2 separate regions of the Homo sapiens genome follow, and region 1 is linked to region 2. A link is a loop called in an ENCODE intact Hi-C map of the cell type or tissue named here. Cell type or tissue: heart left ventricle. All regions are shown on one strand. Each heading gives the region's core, and the rest is flanking DNA. Links, peaks and the distances in the headings are about the cores only.

Region 1 (10,559 bases), core at 866-8,865, 160 kb after region 2:
CCCCCAAAAGGCTTTGCACTTTGTTTGAATAAAAGAGGTCACTGCTTTGTAGAAGGAGAGGGGAGAGGACAGCCCCTTGAGCCACCCCTGCACCCACATGCATGGGAACAGCACTGGCCTGGGGCTCTTTCCCAGGGTGAGTCCATCCCTCCTCGAGCCTTTGGTTGACTCACATCTCTGTAGTGACACATTGGACCATGTGCTAGGAACAGTCCAACTTCCAGAGAGAAAAAAACAGCTCTGGTGGTGTGTCATGACAACATGATAAGCATTTCCCTTCTTGAGAAGTTGGGGACAGGGCTAGCTTTGTGACTTGAGGCACCTGCTTGAAAATGCCTCCTCCACATTGTCAGAGCCATCTCCAGCTGAGTCACTCCTGCAGGGCCCTGTGAGACACTGCCGGGAGCCCTGCCCAGCCCCTCACAGGATCAATACATCAGAGGAACTAGCTGAAAGTCAGCTGGAAGCAAAAAGGCAGGAAGGAGGGCACGCGGAACAGCCAAGCTCAGAGTGCCTCGCGGGCCCCGGAGAAAAGGAGGTGTGAGTCAGGATTCTAATGCTGACAAGCTGTGCTGGGCGGGCAGGGCCCGGACAGGCATTTTGAAAGTAGGGGATTAGGGCTCAAGGTGACTTTGATGGGGAAAATTTTGAGAACCAACCTTTCTTGGTGCTGCTGGGCCTTTTTGGTAGGTTTGTGGAGAAAAAGAGGCCAGGGGGAAAGGCTGGCAGTGAAGGCCTTTGTAACTCCAACTCCTGCTGAAAGGGCGTTTTTAGTGAATCCTATCCAAGTGCAGGCAGCCATCCAGCTCTTTTTAGGGAGTGGGTGTTCCCTAGGAAAGTATTCCCCCAACCCTATTTGGAGAATTTTTACCAGAGAAACTCTGGCTGCGCTCCTCTCTGCCTCCTGCAAGAGATAGGGAAGTAGAATCTCAGCAGAGCCCTCTGCCACCCACCCTGAGTCTGGCCAGACCCCAGGCAGCCCCACGTGTGTGTGTGCATATGCTCATGTGCGCGCACACACACACACACACACACACACAAATGTACATGCTGTGTCCATCACACGCCAGGGAAGCAGCAAAGTGCTCATTCCTGTTCCATCTTGTTTGATTGGCTTTCTGTCAACCCTCCTCCCCCTGGAGGACTCCAGTCCCCAAGAGAGGGACATTTTTTGGTTCCGCTAAGAAATTCTGTTTGGAAAAGAATTTCGAGGAGACCTTGCAGCCTGAAGATGATGCGCTTAGGAATAACCTTAAGTGTGATTATAATAAAACCCAAACCACTTCCATGTCAGGTTGCATCTCTCATGTGTTGAGAAGGGAGAACAAAGATTTCACTCACAGGGAAGCTGAGGCCCTGATAATGGTGCAGCACCTTCAAGGCCACGCAGTCAGCTCTGCGCTGTCAGTCAGGATCCATGAGACCCTGCAAGGGGCACGGATCCAACGGCAGACTTGGTTCCAGGCCCCAAGAGCCTGCAGGTAAGCAAGAGTTGGAGTCAGGAGGCTGGGGCTTGAAGGTGGCTCCACTGTGTGGCCTGTCAAACCACTTCACCTCTCGCTTTCCCCCTTAGCCAAATGTGGACAACAATCTCTACCACAGGGCTGTGACTAGGGTGCAATACAATTTCAATGAGACAAGGGCCTTCCTAGGTTCTTGCCATGGTTTATTGCTCTTGAATCTAACAACAACAATAACTAATGTGTTTATAAGTAAATTTCCAAAGACGTGTTCTCATTTAACCTCAATATAGGAAGATATCAGTATTTCCATTTTATAGATGGGGAAACTGAGGCAATTCCTTGAAGTCACACAGTTTTAAAATGATAGAGCAGAGAACCAAAACTGATATCATTTTCCTTACACACTATATAACTAATATATTTTACCCTTCTTTGCCTCAAGGTAAAGTATTACATTCTTATTTTAGATAAGTTAGAAAATACAGAAAGCCACAAAAAATACGTTTCACTATAAGCCCATTCTCCCAAGAATACTGCAACTCCCATTTCGATGAGCCCCAGGGTCCTCCTGTTGCTTAGAAAACAATGTGAATGCAGTGAAGGGAGAGGACTACCATGGAGGCTGTGAGGGGTTGATGCACTGGCTGGGTTGGGCCTGCAAATGTTCAGGATTAAGGCATTTTGGAGGAATGCTGGAAAGAAGGGAAGATGTGGAGTGAAGAACAGGAGGGAGGAGAGTGCGAGGTGTGCAGGGCCAAGGCTCCAAGGAGGGATAGTGAGGACAGGCCTGAAGATCTGGCAGGCCCCAAGCCAGCCTTCTCACCAAAGACCAAGGCCACTGCCCATCTCATATCAGCAAGTCCCTGAGCATTCTGAGATGTTAGGAGTAGGAGGGGCCATGGTCTTCTCAGATGATGAGGTTGAGATCCCAGAAGACTCTCTGGAGAGTCCTACAACCTCACAGGGACTGCCAACCTCCCCCTGGGGGCCTTGGTGGCTATGGAGACATCGCCTGTCCCTCTCTGGCCAGTTAGCTGCCCAGTGGGCAGGGCGGTAGGGACAGCTTCAATGAAGGCCCTGCCTCTAGGCACGGACAGCGTGAGGTTTGATGCAGCTCTGTTCTCCAGCCAGGGCAGCATCAGCAGCTCCTTCAAGCCACACAACCCTGGGTGTCTTTCCAGTGACGTAGGAGGGGGTCCTAGCCAGCCACACCCTCTTTACCAATCCCTGAGTGCAGGTGCCCCAGGGGCAGGGACCCCATCTTGTTACTAATAACAACAATATTGGTAACAAGTCACCTTGCCTTTATATACCACTGTTGAATTTACAGAGCCTTTTTGCACACATTGTCTCACTTAATCCTCAGCAGGTAGGAGGAATTATCCTAATTCTGTAGATAGAGAAAATTAAGCTAAGAGAGACTAAGTGAATTATCTGAGGTTGCACAGCAAGTAATAAAAACGTTTATTTATTTTGCTTGTCACTTTGTGTTGCTCCAGAAAAGATTTAGCTAGCTCATAGGACATGCGACAAGATTAAAAATAAGTTTGAAACATCATTAAAGAGTAGCAAAAAAATAAGTGAAAGAATGTGAAATTCTGGAATCCAGCGAGTCCCCTACACAATGTGCACGCCCTGCCCTCCAAACCTGCCACACAACTGACTTGAAGCATTCTGGCAGATAACACAATAAGGGAAAGATAGTCACAGAATTCAGCGTCCATTAAGTAAAGACAAACCAGAGGCTTAGGAAACACTAAGCTATTCCTGGTTCTAAGACAAGAGGAAATTTTCTACCGAGGGCATCACACAGTGAACACCATCACAAGGAGAGATCATAGTGTGGTCTTTGAATTCTGAGACCTCATCAACACCTCTATGCCTTCGGTTTTTCAACTGCAAAGTGGGGGTAATTATAAAACCTAGCTCACAAATTTGTTTTGACAAATACATGAGAATCTTTAAAAGAGATTTTTTTTTTTTTTTTTGAGACAGAGTCTCTCTCTGTCGCCCAGGCTGGAGTGCAGTGGTGCGATCTCGGCTCACTGCAAGTTCCGCCTCCCAGGTTCAGGCCGTTCTCCTGCCTCAGCCGCCCGAGTAGCTGGGACTACAGGTGCCTGCCACCATGCCTGGCTAATTTTTTGTATTTTTAGTAGAGACAGCGTTCCACTGTGCTAGCCAGGATGGTCTCGATCTCCTGACCTCGTGATCCGCCTGCCTCCGCCTCCCAAAGTGCTGGGATTACAGGCGTGAGCCACCGTGCCCGGCCTGAGAGAGGTTTTTGAAAACAAGTTACTGAGAGAATGTGTAAAGCCCCGTCAAACCCTGCTCAGTCAGAGCTCCAGAAGCATTGGGTGAACAATTCTCAGGGACAACCTTTCAGAAAACCAAGCTGGCTTGGCATGGTGGCTGAGGTAGACCCTGGGGTCTGGCTGCCTGGGTTCAAGCCATATCTCCCCACTCTTTAACGTAATATCTCCATGCTTGTTCTCTCATCTGTAAAGTGTGGGTAAAAATAACCCTTTTCCATAAGGTTATTGTGAGGATTAAAGAAGAGAATTCACACAAATCTCAGCCAAGTGCCCATCGGCACACAGCAAGTGCTCAATGAATGCCAGCTATGTGTAGTATCTTTAAAGTTCTTCCTTATCGTCATCCAGTGTTAGAGGTAGGTAGTTCCTGGAATTTGGGACTGTCCATGTGCCCTGGAGCCCTGAACCCTGGCCTTGCATCCAGTAGGTACTCAATTTATACTTGTGGGATGGAATTGGAAAGTAAGAGAAAGGGATTCCAGCTTAGCCTGGGAGCTGGAAAACTCCAAGTAGAATCACCAGGGGCACACAGCCCTTCCAAGCCTCTGTTTTCTGATATGTGAAATGAACAGGGGCCTGTAATCTCTTGGGACCCTTGAGTTCTCACAGTGATCACCAGAGAGGGCTTTACACTTCAACTACTAACTGCAGAAGGGGCTTGGCTGGGAATCCTTTAAAGAGAGACGTCAGGCCGACCCGATTCCCACCTTTATCTCTAGGAAGGACTGGGCTGGGACTGAGTTGCTGGATGCCCTGCAGAACAATGGTGTGCACGGAGGGCAGTGATCACGGAGACATAGGAGCCACCCCAGGTCCAGGAATCTGTGATTTCTCGCTGCTGGACCTGGAAGAAAGGGGCCTGGGTATGCCTGGGAATGGGCTATTTCCACTCCCGTTTGGGACCCTGCCCCCTTGAGGAAGCGTTGCCTCAGCTGACACCGACAGGAGATGGCTCTGTCTGGTGTGAGAGGAGAGGCAGATGGGGGTGGGGGAGGATGGAAGAGGTGAGAGAGGAAATGCTGACTGCTGTGTGGGAAGCCAGAGAAAGCTGGGCATCGCCTGGGAGAAGGAACCTGAGCCGCGGGGACAGCCGGGGAGCAGCAGGCCCCTCTGCAGCAGCAGCAGGAGCCCCAGGGACACCCCGCCGGAGGGCCTGGCATGGCCTGCGTGCTGTGGCCTCCCCAGATGCCAGGCAGCGCCATTCCTGAGCAGGGAGGTCTCCAGGTTCATACAGTGCAAAGAGGCAGTTTAAGCCAAAGGGAGGATCTGCAAACTTCTGCTGTGGCACTCAGGCGACCCCTGGCACCAGGGCCGTCCAGTGCCTCGGCTTCTCCCTGGGCCTCTCTCCTCCCAGCCTGAGCCTCACTCTGTTTCTGCCACTCTGCACTTGGTGCCTGGAAGGGAGGAAATAACTATTAGTGTCACCTGCTTACCAATGAGAGACATTAGCTGGCTCTGGCAGAACATGCGGCCTGTAATTTTTGGAGGAGTTACAATAATGGAGCTAATTTGGCGCTTTATCATCGTGCTCCTGGGTGAGCAGGGGGAAGGGAGGCCTGGGGCCTGGTTTATAGCAACCTCCCAGCAAAGAGCTCTGTACTTCCTGGGAAATCTCTGGGATCCTGGCCCCATGCTCCCTCCTTCCTGTCCCCCTCTCCCACACCGCTTGCTTCTCCTTCCAGTGAGGCATTGTCAGGATGCAGTTTGGAGATGGCTGAAGCCAACCCACTAGCGGCCAGAGGCCGCTCCACAGCAGGATGGAACAGGAAGGGGCCCGAAAGTGTCTGAAGAGTTTGCTCTGCACTAGATCCCTGTGAGGCGTCTTCAGTGCATACACTCATTGGGCTTCACGGTTCACCCTATTTTACTAATGAGGAGGTGAGGTCATCTGGTACAATGCTCTCATTTTACGGCTGAGGATGCACAGCTCAGGGAGGCACAGTGACTTGCCCCATATCATTCTACTGATTCGCAGCAGAACCGGGATTTGAACCCAGACCTCTGAGAGCCAGCTTAATTTTTCCCTTAAGTTCTCTTACTGGGAACATCTGAACTGGAGCCTGAGAAGACACAGGATGCCCTCCCCAATCCTACTGATTGAAGGCGCTGCTGGGTAGGGAAGCCCAGGGCTGGGAGGGAAGAAAGAGCCAGCAAATCAGCTCAGCTTCCATGGGGCCCTGCAGGCAGGAGCTGGGGCCTCTGAAATCCAGGCTAGAAGATGTGTCGTTCCCACCCTCTACCCAGGAACAACTCCAAGGCAGCTGCCTCTTCCTCCAACTTTTGCTGACTTAGACATCCATGGGGCACACCTGGCCCCTCAGCCCACCAGGCAGGCAGTGGGGACTGCACACCCAGTGGGCTTAGTGCCACCACCTGCCTCCATGTGGCAGGAGAATGAAAGGCTTACAAACAGATTGTATTCTTGCTATATGCACGTCTCGGTTTTCCTACTAGCAGCTGGCCGTGCTCTCCCCGTGGTTTCCTCTTATGCCTGTAAATCAGGGCGAAAGGCACCTGCTTCACAGGTAGCCACCTCAAGCATGACAATACTGCCCATCATCAGAAAGGGTCAGAGACCTTCAGTGAGTTTTACAGTCACACAGCTGGAAAGCAGCAGGGCAGGGATTCGAACCCCAGGTTCTGTGCCCAACTCCATGCATCGCTCCTTGGAACTGTTTATACTAAAACTCCTGTAGCAGACTCATGGTTCTTCCCTTCTGGAATCATGAATCAGGAGTTCTTCGTTGATGATTAGTCGTGGGTCTAGATGAAGGCCACCAAAATGCCTAAAACATGAGGCCAAGGGAAGGTTCTTGGTTTTGGTGAAGAGAAGGTGGAGTCAAAACTGATACAGTCTTAGAAGGCATAACCTCTAAATTATGATGTAATAGTAGGTGGGAACTAGGAGGGAAGGCATAGATGCCCCAGGAACTGGGTCAGCCATTTGGGGGGACTTCCTGAGTTCCGGGCGGGGGTGGAACACTGGAAAAGAGGCATTGATTGTTAAGCTGAATGTGGTCTTGCTGGGAAGCTGGGACTGGGTAAGTTGGCTGATCACTTGGGGCCTCTTGCTTCCTAGTGGCATGTGATGGGAGTTGCTTTGCTCTGATCCTTAAATATCCCGCACCAAGGGAATGAATTTTGAGATCTGACACCTTCAACTCTCCCAAGAAGCCTGTAGAGATCACAGACCATCTCCTCACCCTTCCTCAAGACCTAAGGAAGCAAGGAAATAACAGTGAGGAATATAACTACACCTTTACAGGAGACAGGGGAAACACTTCACTGGCTCAAAACTTTTTCATATGTGGGTTTCCTCCTCCCAGTCCTGGTGGCTGCTCCCCAGAGACCTCAGGTACAAAGATCTGTGCAGAGAGGGCCCGGGGTTCTTCCACTGAACTGCCGCGTTGGGGACAAGAATTTTGGCCCAGGGGTTCTGCCCCTGCTGGCCTAGCTTCTCCCCCTCCCTCCTTCCCCTGAGGCAGTGTCTGCTGCAGCAGTTTGGCACTTGGTGAGAGAATGACTTAACAGGTGACTTTCGTGAGAAATGACGGGCTGAGGCCAGGGTGCTGCACTAGCAGGTTTAAGTGAGCAGGATGTATCCTCTCATAGTCTGTAACGCAGGGTGACACCATCCATTCATCTTCTTTCAAGAGAGGCAGGTGGGGGCAGGCAGAAGGGAGGTAATATTCTAAGTCTCAGAGCTTTCTCTCTCATGCTTCTTGCTTCCAGAACACCAAGAAATTTCACCTTCAAAACCTACACGGTCCTCGGCAGCCCTAACCCTCAATAACCAGGGACAGAAGGTGGGGTGGAGTGGGGTGGAGCATGGACAGTCCCAGAGGAGGCTGGGTGGGATGGAGGAGAAGAGCAACACCTTCAGAGTCAACAAACCTGAGTCCAAAGCCAAGCTTAGCACATGAGACCCTAGGCAAGTTATTTAACCTCTATGAGTTTCAGTACAATGTAGAGATGATTATGCGCTCCTCCCAGGCATAGAGTATGAGTAAAATGAACGTAATATGTGTTAAGAGCTGGGTGCAGTGGCTCATGCCTGTAATCCCAGCACTTAGGGAGGCCGAGGCGGGCAGATCATGAAGTCGGGAGTTTGAGACCAGCCTGGCCAACATGATAAAACCCCGTCTCTACCAAAAATACAAAAATCAGCCCGGCATGGTGGCATGCACCTGTAATCCCAGCTACTCGGGAGGCTGAGGCAGGAGAATTGCTTGAATCCAGGAAGCCGAGGTTGCAGTGAGCCGAGATCGCACCACTGCAGTCCAGCCTGGGCGACAGAGCGAGACACTCAAAAAAAAAAAAAAAAGTGTTAAGTACCCAACATAGTGCCTACAAACTAGTAGATGCTCCATAACTGTTAATCTCCTCCTCTCTTGACTTTGGCTTTAATCACCAAAATAAATAGATTCAAAGAAGTGGAAGAAACTTCAAAATCCTGTCCAGAGTATTCGTGTTCAATTGGTTCTTCCAACTAGACAAAAGCAATGGTTGTCAGTTCCTGAGACTTCCCTGGGGCATGTTAAACATAGATTATTGGCCCTGCCTTCTGGTGAGGGTAGGGCCCAAGAATTTGTGTTTCTGATTAGTTCCAAGTGATGCTGATCTTATTGGTCAGGAACACATCCTTGGAGATCTATGGCAATAAGGAATATTTACAGAGTGGTGTCAGATATCTTTGAAACACTGTCTTTGCTTAATACCTAATTTTCTTAAACCCTGTAAATTTGGATAAGGCAGCTTCTTTCTAAAATATACCCAGTGTGCCATGTGGTGCACAGGAAAAAGGCAAAGGGAAGTAAGTGGTGAGGGCCAGGACCAGTCCAGCAGCCCACATGGCTTCGATCCTTCAGAACCCTTGCTTGTGCCTAAAAAAAGAGAAGAGGCCTTTTATGCCTTAACTTTTGCTTGGCAGCTCTGATATTTAATGACTTCAGTTGCATTAGGACATGTTCCATGTCACAGAGATTCTAATAGGGTCTGACCTGGGGCAACCTCAGAATCTCTCGCCTTATATCACGAACTGAGGCTATGTAACACTCATCTGGGAAGCCTGTCAATAATGCAAACATCCAGGCCCCGCCTCCAGAGATGATGACTCAGTAGATCTTGGGCGCAGCTCAGGAATCAAGTCTCCACCTCCCAAGCTTCTAATGCAGGGAATATTCAGCCCACCCGCTGAGGAACACCTATGAGGCTCCACCCTGACACCATCTCAATAACCACAGCAACCCTCCTGGGGAGACCAGAGGCTGAGGCTGAGGTTAAGCAAGGGCCTACTCTTGTCACCCATTCATTTTGCCACCTTAACCAGGTGAGCCCCACAAAGCTGAGTTGCTCATTAATTCAACAAATACTTGTCAGCATCTGTTATACACCAGGCACCGTGCTCAGTACTGAGAATACAGTGGTGAGTAAAATATGAGGTTGAGATTAGGGTGAGGCGAGTGAAGTACCCAGGGGGCAGAATGGAAGGGGACACTCACTCTTGGATACATGCATGAACCTGACAGTGAGCACTTCCTTCACTTTTGTACCTGGGCACCTGCTTTGCCTCACCCTTGTCCTGGCCCTGGCAAAACAGACCCAGATCTGTCCTTCGGGAACACAGTTGGCAGCAGAGGGAGGCGCTGGAGGAAGTGGCCTGAGATGAGTGGGTCTCTGCCATGTGAAGAGCTGGGGAAAGAACGGTCAATCAGAGGAAGAGAAAGTGCAAAGTCATGGGGCAGGAAGAGCCTGGGGCATTTGAGGAAGCCTGTGAGGAGAGCCCTGGCACGGGGGGAGGCTGAAGAGTCAGCCCCGTTCGTGGAGGGCCCTGTAGATCTTGATAAGTGCTTTTGTTTTTATTCCTAGTGAAAGGGGATGCCATTGGAGGTTTTAAACAAGGAGTGGTACAATCCATTTTCCATCTGGGGAAGAGCACTCTGGCTGCTGTGTGGAGAATGGGGCGGGAGAGCAAGGGAAGCAGGGAAGGCAGATAGGAGGCGGCTGTATGCTGGCAGGGGGGTAGGCTTTGGCCTCCGTGTGGCACTGGAGATGGAGAGAGGTGGGTGGACTTGAGATGGAATTTGGAGTTAGAATTATCAGGGCTTGATGATGATCTAAATCCAAAAGAGGAAGGCAGATGTCCACAAAGATGTCTCATTTCTGGCTTGAGCAACTGGGTGGATGGATGGGCCAGGTTGGGGAAAATTAGAGGAGAATGTAAACAGAAAAGGGCAACTTTGAGCCTCTGAGAAGTTTTAGATTTCCAGCCACATGGCCATGTCATTTTGGATATATGAGTCTGGAGTCTAGAAGAGATGTCTGCGGAGGGGCCATAAACTCAGGAGCCATGAGTGGGGAGATGGATATTAACATTATGGCTGAGTGAGGAGAGAAAAAGCTTGACAAACTTCACTGTTTAGAGGCAGGGATGGGAGAAGAGGCTGGCACAGGAAACCTGAAAAAGGCAGCCAGAGAGGTGGGAGAAGAACCGGAAGGAAGTGGAGTTGTCAAGAGCAGGGCAGTCAACTCTGTGAAAGGCTGGAAAGAGCTTCTCTATGGAGCACCTTGCCATGGCAAGACCCAGAGATTCTGGAGTGTGGGGAGCAGGAGGTGGGGAAAGATCTTAATCTTCAGGGTGACTGTCCCCAAAGAGATGATGAAGCTAAAGCCACTGTCACGCAGTGCAGGCCTGTGCCTTTGGCTGAGACCAAAGCCCTGCCTATTTGGCATCCCCCTCAGGGCACTTGTTTGCAAGAAACATTCCTCAGCTGCCCCAGGAGAC
Region 2 (10,559 bases), core at 1,746-9,745:
GCCCATGAATTTGAGACCAGCCTAGGCAACATGGTGAGATCCTGTCTGTTGAAAAAGGAAAGAAATAACCAGGCTTGGTGGTGCACGCTTGTAGTTCTAGCTACTGAGGGGGCTGAGGCAGGAGGATCACTTGAGTCCAGGAGTTCGAGACTGCAGTTAGCTATGATCATGCCACTATACTGCACTCCAGCCTGGGTGACTGCAAGATCCTGTCTTGGAAAAAAAAAAATCCTACTTTCTTCTTCCTTAATCATGTAAGGCTCTTTGTTAATTTCCTCCTTTGACTGATGAATGGACTTTTCCAGGGAAGTCAATTAGTCTACAGACACTATTTTTATTTACAATGACCAGAAATCAGGTTAGGTTAGAGGCTGTCCCTGGGGCTGGTTCAAGGGAGGGTGATGGAAAATCTTGTGTGTCACTCCTTTCCCTTTCAGAGTCTCTCCAAAGAAGTCTTTGTTGCCATCATGCAAGATTTGAAGTCTCTTTTCAGGGGGATCAAAACCCCATAAATCTACCCACACACATAGACCCTAAGAGTCTTATAAAGATACTGCCTCTAATATCTCAAAGTGGGGAGTGGGCAGCCCAGAGAATGCAGAATGATATGCTGGGGAAATGGGAAGCAAATATTGAGGTGTCTGCTACTAATGTTTTATCTAAAAATGCGAAAAGAATTAAGCTTCACTTAATATACAGGTTGATGCATGCATGCTTGCTTGGTCTGTCTGTTGCTCCCATGTCACATACAGACCTCAAGGGGTATCCTGAGGAACACTGAGTGTTACAGTTTGACGAGTCGCTCATTGGCTTTCAGAGTATTGTAGCTTATTCGTGCCACTTGAGAGGATGGGCAAATTGGATTATTTAGTCTTAACTAAACAAATCCTCACAAAACAGAGTGGCTTAAGAAGAGCTCTACAAAGAAAGGAGTGTGATGATAACACCCACAATGCAAATGCAAATAAACAACAAGAAAATGGCACTGTCCCTAATTCAAAAGAAGCTCATTGTCAGACATATCATGAGGTTAGAAACCATAACAATCTAATCAGATCAGACAAGATGTTGACAAAAACAAGTTTAGAAGTTATCAAGGGGACAGTGCCTTTACTTCCATTGGCATTTGTGATAAACCTCATCCTAAGTGTATATGAAGCCTTGAGACATTGGCTAATAATAGAAATGCATCAATATAATAAGATAATAATATAGATAAGTAAATACACTATATTGGAGTGTATGTTCAACATTTTTGCTGCTACGGTTATATGATTTTTTAAAAAATTGAAGGCCTCTGTTTTAGGGACCTAGCACTGCTTTAACAAGTCTCGGACCTTTAAGTTAATATTCACTGTCATTTGGGCAGAACTGAGGTAGCAGGTGGGACTAGACTCTGGAGGTGGGGCTCAGACACAGGACCAAATTGAGGACTACCTAAAACAGGTGCAGTGTGGAAGCACTTCTCCATAAGACATGAAAACCAGTATGCCATGTCAGCTTACCATTGCCATGGCAACACCTGAAAGTTATCACCCCTTGCTGTGGTGACAACTCCACAGAGGCTACTACCCTCATCCTAGAAATTTCTGCATAAACTGCCTCTTACTTTGCATATAATTGAAAGTGGGTACGAAAATGATGGCAGAACTGCCTCTGAGCTGCTACTCTGGACACACTGCCTGTGGGGTAGTCCTGCTTCGCTGCTGCTGCTATACACTGCTGCTTCAATAAAAGCTGCTGTTTAACACCACCAGCTCACCTTTGAATTCTTTCCTGGATGGGGCCAAAAACCTTGGGCTAAGCCCCAATTTTGGGGCTTGCCTGTCCTGCATCAGAACCAGGTGGCTAGTGTGTATAGACCTAAGATCAAGGGCTTGTTGCTTATTCACTTACAAGCTGCATTTCTTAAACAACACTATCAGAATGCTGATGTTCTCTGAAAAGCTGTCCTGTGTGCTGTGAGCCTTTGCAAAAATAAATCATATTTTATAACAAATAACCATTTTATACTGTACAATAGTGGAAAATACTGAAATGTAGTTTTATAAAATCTTTTCTTCATGTTGTGAAATTTAACTTATAAAGTTTCCTGTCGCCCATATGTATTATTTTTGTTTGTGTCTTTTCTTAATCTGACAATGATTTTTCTTTTGGTGGAAGAAAATCTGCATAGCTACTCCACATGTAACAGTGTTGCTTGGTGAGTCATGGTCGCAGAAAGTTTAAGAAATGTTCCTTTAGAGCATGTGAATAAATCTTGCCTCAATCAAATTCTTTTTCCTGCAGCCTCCCCTGCTGGGCTCCCTTCCTTGGCCTCTGAGCCTGCTGCTTGCCTTGACCCCAAGTTCAGAGGCTCCCAATGACCTGGCCCTTTGCTGTCTTTGTAAGGCCAAACCTAGGGATGAGCCTCTTCCTCACAGGTTAGGGGCTTTCACCACCACCTCTGGGTCTCAGAAGGTGAGGAGTGAGAACAGACCTCTGAGAATGGGCACCCCTGGGACCTTGTGAACAGGTGCTGCTTAGTTCCTAGAGGAATTCAGAGGGAGAACTGCATGGCTGGCTACCAGCTCCTTGCCTCAAGATGCATCTTTCCAGGGTGGTGGGTAGTTCAGTGGCGAGTCGCTCAAACCGGGCTCTGCTGTTTGGACACGTTACTTAGCTTCATTGTATGTCCGTTTTCTCATTTGTAAAATGAGGATAATAATAATGCCCACTTCTTGGACTTCTTGAAAATGAAATGAGAATCCTATAGTCTAATGCACTTGGCCTGATACATAGTAAGTTGTCAAAAAATGTGAGCTACTGTTATTATCAAGCATTATTTACTTATATTCAGTCCCCAGCTGAATAATGGGAGAGAACTTCATGGCTAATGTAAAATTGGACTTTGACCACACCTACTTAGAGGGTTGGCACTTCTCCCTCCAGAAAATAACGGGACCTCATACAATTTATTCTAAGTAGAACAACTTAAATATAGTTTATAGAAATGGGATTTGGGAGCAGACAGATTTGGACTCGAACACCAGCTCTGTCACATGTTGCCGTGATCTTGGGCAAGTCACTTAGCTGTTGTGGGCCTCATCTGTGCAGTGGGTATTTGCACAGTAATACCGAGTTGTGAGAACATGATGTAAGCACAGGATTCAGGAGAGTGCCTGGCACTTAGTGGGATCTCAATATCTTGTCCCTCTCCCCTTTTCTTAATAGCCATAATAGACATTGATAGAAGAATTAACATTTGCTTAATGCCTACTGTGTGCCATGCACTAGTTAGGATTTTATAATCTTACATAATCTCCTGTATTCATTAAAATGATGTAAAGTATATATCAATAACACAATTTTGTGGATGAAAGAACTAAGTTCAGAAAATTTAAGACCTTTTTCAAAGTCAATAACTTGACTGCAAAAGTCCATGCTATTCCTCCTTCCCACTGGCTGCACCATCTCAGATCTCTGGACCAGCAAACACTATACACTATTCTCCTCTAAAGGAGAATACCTAGTTTCACCTCTAGTTCCAAATGTTGGTAATTAAACCAGAACCAGCATGAAGGAGTTGTTGTTTGGAACTTTTACCATAAGCCTGCAAGACACTTAATGTTACCAGCACAGCCCCTGGTAAGGGGAATATGGTTTGTTTCCCTCCAACCCCTAATTACTGTGACTTCCAAGACATACTCATCCTTGCCAAAGCTTCTCTCTAACTCTCCTCTTATCAACACAGTGATGGGCCTCTCTAGTTGATCCCTTAGGGGTGGAAGATAGGGGCACAGAACCTTGCTGTCAGGACTTTAGACAATGGTTCACAGGCTATCACTGATGAAAGTTTAGTTGGCAATCCAGGGCAGTCTTCATCAAGAAGAAAGATGGAAAGGTAGCCCTCTGTAATAACCACTAGCTGTTAAATTTGACCACCATCTGAAATTGATAATCCCAGACTAGCTGGATCAGTTATGGTCAACTAAAATTTATGTCACAGAGGAGCCCCTGGGAATGGTGCAGGGCAGCAGGTGTGGGAAGGTGATGAGCACAGGACCACATCGGAACCCAGGCAGGTCGTTCCACACTCCCAGCATGGTTGCAAGACAGAAGCCCCAGACAATGTCTTTTCAAAAATAAAGATACCTTTATTTTCTTCTGATTTTAAAATAATGCATGCATATCATTATTATTTTAAAAAATCAGACAATATGAAAAGGCTTAAAGAAGGAAATGAAAATTCCACTCTTAATTCTGCCACCTGGTGATAACATTCTGTGTAAATCCCTCCAGACTTTTTTCTGTTCTAGCCCCCCACAATTGTTCTGAAAAAAAGCAACCTTTCCAAAAGCATATAGATTGATGTTGCTATATTTAATGGAATTATGATATTCCATTATACAGATGTGCCATTCCATTATAGAGATTCCATTATAGAGGTGTAATATTAAATATAGCCATTCTTTTCTTTTAAATTGTTTCCAATTTGTCATTATTATAAACAAAGCTGTAACAAACACCCGGTACATTTTTGGTATTTCATCCTGTGGTTAATCCTGACACTGAAATTCCACAAGATTTCAGGAATCTCAATATCACTTATGTATAAATACTTAAGAAATTATGGCTGAAATATTCATTTATTCACTCATTCACTCAATATATGTACACGTGTATATATATATGTGTGTGTATGTATATATACGTGTATATATATACGCGTGTGTGTGTGTGTGTGTATATATATACGTGTGTGTGTATATATATATATACACACACACACATATTGGGTGACCATGATGTTCCAGACACAAACCTATGTTCTGTGGATATGCAGTGAATAAAACAGGCAAACTCTCTGCTCAGAACACTCACATTTAAAGAGGGGAGACAAATGATGAAATAAATGACAGTGTGTTAGAAGGTTGCAAATGTTAAGGAGAAAAATGAGGCAGAAAAGTGTGGTTTTCTCTTATAGTCATTCAGTATTTGTTCCCTGTTCTCTGTCATCATCATGCTATTTAGTTTTTCACTAAATGCCTGTTAAGTCCCTATGCTGTGCCATAAACTGTGCTAAGTATTGGGAATGGGGTGGAGAGTTGTGTGGAATATGCGCCCTAGCATGGACAAGCCCACATGTCATCATTTTCTTGCTCGTGACTTCACCATTTCATATGTGTATATTTTGTCTTCACAACTACATTAAAAGGTCTTAGCGGGTAGGAATCCGTCCATATTCTTTGTGTTCTCCTGAGCTTTTAGTGTAATGTTTTTGTACAGAGTTAGTGTTCAATAAATGCTTGTTCCATACTTGTGACATAGAAATAATGCAAGTGGTTTTGAGAGATGGAAAACTGGGTTCTGATAAGCCAAGAAATGGGTAAAAAAAAAAAAAAAAAGCACTGATTAATACCCAAGGTTAATGAGAAAGCTAGCTATTTAGCTCATAGAATTGGCATTTAAAAAAACTCGTTCTAAATCATGTGCCATCTAATCAAATATAGTGATATAAGTATAGTAAATATAGTAATTTTAGCAAATGTTGTGCAAATCTGGCTGAATAAGTAATACTATTTTTTTAATAGAAAAACACAAACCAAGCAGAGAAGCATGCTGGGTTTTAAGCCGGCTCTGTGTGGCTCATTTACGCTGTACCCACATCCTACTAACACACACCCAACTCTGCCTGCAGGGGGAGCTCCAGCACTCATTTGAGTCCCAAGGCCTTAGTTGCAAGGGACTGTCAACCCTCCCAGCAGTACTCGGTTTTGAACTCTCTCCCATCGTCCTGGCTAGCAACCAGCTGTTTGATCTGCCATTAAAAACAACAATAACAACAACAACAACAACAACAACAAATTTTTGCTATCCAAATGTAGGTAACTCTAAAAGTATGAAGTAGTTCAGAGTTACGACTTCGGCTTTAGAGCTATCATGATTGAATACCTAATATTTGTCAGGGATTGTGTCCTGCATGTTACATATATTATTTCTAACTCTCAAAACAAACTTGCAAGAGGGGTCCTATTATCCTCACTATTACCCTATGCAGACAAGGACTCTGCAGCTGAGAGAAGTTAAGGAACTTGCCTGAGGTCACAGTGTCAGTGGTGGAGGCAGGTCTGCCTAAATTAGGGCCTAAGCACTTCTACCTTGCACTCTGCTCTCTGTAGCTGCCCTTATTTACCTGTTTATTACTTGTTACTATCATCATTATCATCAGATTATTGTTACAGTTGATGTCTTTCTGGCAGAGGCAGTGCAGTTTTTTTTGTGTGTGTGACCTGGGCACACTTTGTTTTTTGACATGGTGCCTTGCTCTGTTGTCAAGGCTGGAGTGCAGTGGTGGGATCACAGCTCACTGCAGCCTTCACCTCCCCAGGCTCAGGTGATCCTCCAACTCCCTGGGCTCATGTGATCCTCCCACTTCAGCCTCCTGAGTAGCTGGGACTACAGGCGCATGCCACCACACCTGGCTAATTTTTTGTAGAGATGGGGTTTTGCCATGTTGCCCAGGCTGGTCTCAAACTCCTGGGCTCAGGCTATTCTTGCAACCCCCGAGATGTGGTTTGGCTGTGTCCCCACCCAAATCTCACCTTGAATTGTAGCTTCCATAATCCCCACGTGTTGTGGGAGATAATTGAATCATGGGGGCGGTTTCCCCCATACTGTTCTCGTGGTAGTGAATAAGTCTCACAAGAGCTGATGGTTTTATAAGGGGTTTCCCCTTTTGCTTGGCTCTCATTTTCTCTTTCCTGCTGCCATATAAGATGTGCCTTTCACCTTCTGCCATGACTGTGAGGCCTCCCTAGCCACGTGGATCTGTGAGTCCATTAAACCTCTTTTTCTTTATAAATTACCCAGTCTCGGGTATGTCTTTATCAGCAGCGCGAGAACAGACTAAAACACCCTCCTTGGCCTCCCAAAATGCTGGGATTATAGGTGTGAACCACCGCACCTGGCCTGTTTTTTAATTTTAAGACTAGTTTTTTAAAGAGTAGTTTTAGGTTCACAGCAAGACTGAGAGGAAGGCTCAGAAATATCCCATACCTTCTTCCCCGAAACATGCACAGCCTCCCCCATTATCAACATCCCCCACCAGAGTACACCCTATACAGAGTACACCAGAGTACACTGTCATATCGTTATCACCTAGTGTTCATAGTTTACATTAGAGTTTACTCTTGGTGTTGTACATTCTATGGGTTTGGACAAATGCATAATGACATGTATCCACCATTATAATATCGTAGAGAATAGTTTCGCAGCCCTAAAAATTATCTGTGCTCCACCTATTCATCCCTCCCTCCCTGTAACCCCTAGCAACCACTTTTTTTTAACTGTTTCCATAGTTTTGTCTTTTCCAGACTGTTATATAGTTGGAAATGTACAGTATGTGTAGTCTTTTCAGATTGACTTCTTTCACTTAGTCATATACATTTAAATTTACCCATGTCTTTTCATGACTTGATAGCTCATTTATTTTTAGCCTTGAATAATATTTCATTTTCTCGATGTACCACAGTCTATTTATCCACTCACCTACTGAAGGACAGCTTTTGACAACTGCAAATAAAGCTGCTATCTACATCTGTGTGCGGGATTTTGTGTGGACATAAGTTTTCAACTCCTTCAAGTAAATACCAAGAAGCATGATTGCTGGATTGTATGGGAGGATTATGTTTAGTTTGTACGAAACTGTCTTCTAAAGTGGCTGTACCATTTCCCATTCCCACCAGCAATGAATGAGAGGTCCTTTTGCTCCACATCCTCACCAGCGCTCAGTGTTGTCAGTGTTCTGGGTTTTGGCCATTGTAATAGGTATGTAGTGGTATTTCATTGTTTTAATTTACATTTCCCAATAACATATAATGTGGAGCATTGTTTTATATGCTTATTTGCTATCTGTATGTGTTCTTTGGTGAGGCATCTGTTAAGGTCTGTGGCCCACTTTTTTCTTTTCTTTTTCTTTTTGGTAGAGACAGGTTCTTGCTCTATCACCCCAGAGGGAATGCAGTGGCACCATCGTAGCTCACTGAAGCCTTGAAGCCTCAATATCCAGGGCTCAAATGAGCCTCTCGCCTCAGCCTCCCAAGTAACTGGGACTAGAAGTGCGTGCCACCACTTGTGAATCAATTCCTTGCCCTAGCTAGGACTTCAAATACAATGTTGAAAATGAATAGTGAGAGGAAACATCCTTGCCTTGTTCTTTATCTTATTTGGAAAGCTTCTAGTTGTCACCGTTAAGTATGATGTTAGCTATAGGGCTTTTTGTAGATTTTTTTTTTTATCAAGTTGAGGCAATTCCCCTTTATTCTTAGTTTGCTGAGAGGTTTATCATGAATTGGTTTGGGTTTTTTCAAATGCTTTTTTTACATCTACTGATAAGATCGTGTAATTTTTCTTCTTTAACCTGTTGATACAATGGATTACATTAATTGATTTTTGAATGTTGAACCAGCCTGTATACCTGGGATAAATCCCACTTGGTTGTGGTGTATAATTATTTTTATACATTGTTGGAATTAATTTGTTGATATTTTGTTGAAGATTTTTGCATTTATATTCATAGAGATATTGATATGTAGTTTTCTGGTTTTGCAATGTCTTTATCTAGTTTTGGTGTTAGGGTGATGCTGGCCTCATAGATTGAGTTAGGAAGTATTCCCTCTGCTTCTATCTTCTGAAAGAGATTGTTCAGAATTGGTATCATTTCTCCTTTAAAATGTCTGGTAGAATTCATGAGTAAAACCATCTGCACCAGATGCTTTCTGTTTTGGAAGGCTAATAATTATTGACTCAATTTCTTTAATAGATATAGGCCTATTCAGACTGTCTATTTTTCCTTGTATTAATTTTAGCAGATTGTGCCTTTCAAGGAATTCATCTATTTTATCTAGGTTATCAAATTTATGGGCACAGAGTTGTTCATAGTATTCCTTTATTATTCTTTTAATGGCCATAGGATCTGTAGTGATGTTGCCTCTTTCATTTCTGGTATGTGCCCTTTCTCTTTTTTTCTTAGTCTGGCCAGAGCCTTATTGATTTTATTGATCTTGATCCTTTCAAAGAACAAGGTTTTGATTTCATTAACTTTCTCTACTGATTTTCTATTTTCTATTTTATTGATTTCTGCTCTACTATTTATTTCTTTCCTTCTGCTTACTTTGAATTTAATTTGCTCCTCTTTTTCTGGTTTCCTAAGGTGGAAGCTCAGATGATCTATTTTAAATCTTTCTTCTTTTCTAATGCATGCATCTGATGCTCTAAATTTTCCTCTAAACACTGCTTTCATGTGTTTTCCTCTTAACTTAGCTAAAAATATTTTTAAATTTCTTTTGAGATTTCTTCATTGACCCATGTGTTATTTAGAAGCGTGTTGTTTAGGGACTCTTCCTGTGGATGCAGGCACCATGTCCTTGACTGCCCTCCTCTGCTGCAATCACATTTCTGGTAGGCAGTGGATCAGGGAAGCACCAGCAGCTGTGAACCATGTGGAGAAACACTACTGGCCGAGCATGCCCTACCTGACTGTGGGACAAGAGTACAGCAGTGCTGAGGTGCACTTGGCAGAGCCCTTTGAGGCTGTGAAAGCGGCCAATATTTCCAAGTTGCCTCTGTATAGATAGATTTGTTATAAACCAGCTCAGTCATCTCAGTGTCAACAAGAAGTTGTCATCTTCTTGTTGAATCATCAACACCTTGATGGTCACCTTGAATCATCGTCATTCCTTGATTTTGTGGATCATGGGGTTGCCATGTCTTTACCTGGTCTGGTGCTGAAAAACTGTAACTGCTATAAAAATGTGAGGCTTTGGACCAGAGTCTTATTAAAACAAATGTGAGCATAGTGGTCTGCATATGGAATATCTAGGGCTCTAAACAGATGAATACTTAAAAGTATAATTAATGTCCTATTGTTTTTCATTTCTTTACCCTGACAGGAAGATATCAGGGATTTCCTGGGTCACAGATGATATAAAACACATTTTGGATGAAAGCTGCAATAAAGCTACTAAGTATAATTTGGGATTTTTTTTTAAGTATGAGATAACTTCATGGGGGCTTTATCATGCATTAGTTTGCTTATCTTCTGTCAAGAATAACTGGCTAAACTTAAATAGAAATGTGAGGTTCTTCAGTTACACATTCTCCTAAAAATAGCATTTTCTTCTGGGATTTGACTACTAAATGAAGACATTTAAATGAAGTAAAAGTTATTTATCATAACTTTAAAAAAGTGTGCTGCTTAATCTCCATATATTTGGGGATTTTCCAGAGATCTTTCTATTACTGATTTCTAGTTTAATTCCACTGTGATCTGAGAGCAGGCATTGCATGATTTCTATTCTTTTACATTTGTTAAGTTGTGTTTTATGACCCAGATTGTGGTCTGTCTTGGTGAGTGTTCCAGGTGAGTTTGAGAAGAATCTGTATTCTGCTGTTGTTGGATGTAGTCGTCTGAGTAGTCTGTAGACGGTCATTATATCCAGTTGATTGGTGGTATTTTTGTTGTTGTTGTCGTTGTTGTTTCTAGAGAGAGGGTCTCACTCTGTCACCCAGGCTGGAGT

What was found. A loop is a pair of places that touch in the nucleus more often than their neighbours do. Peaks named below come from ENCODE experiments on the same cell type or tissue, not always from the same donor. Only the 100,000 strongest peaks of a DNase experiment are listed, where the experiment ranks them.
Region 1: it touches region 2 in a loop (2.0-fold over the local background); 6 of 110 quality-filtered maps call a loop at or near these places.

What each region holds. Positions count from the first base shown.
Region 1 is chr1:114,112,963-114,123,521 of GRCh38, reverse strand. All of the region lies in intron 3 of SYT6 (synaptotagmin 6), which reads left to right. Among named protein-coding and RNA genes, the nearest start is that of SYT6, 36 kb to the left of the region's middle. In heart left ventricle, for the core only: no CTCF peak of the experiment used is centred there; a DNase peak (open chromatin) is centred at 4,891; H3K27me3 peaks cover 756 bases.
Region 2 is chr1:114,278,118-114,288,676 of GRCh38, reverse strand. It overlaps the pseudogene MRPL57P1. Among named protein-coding and RNA genes, the nearest start is that of SYT6, 130 kb to the right of the region's middle. In heart left ventricle, for the core only: a CTCF peak has its summit at 5,670 (motif pointing right); a DNase peak (open chromatin) is centred at 5,686.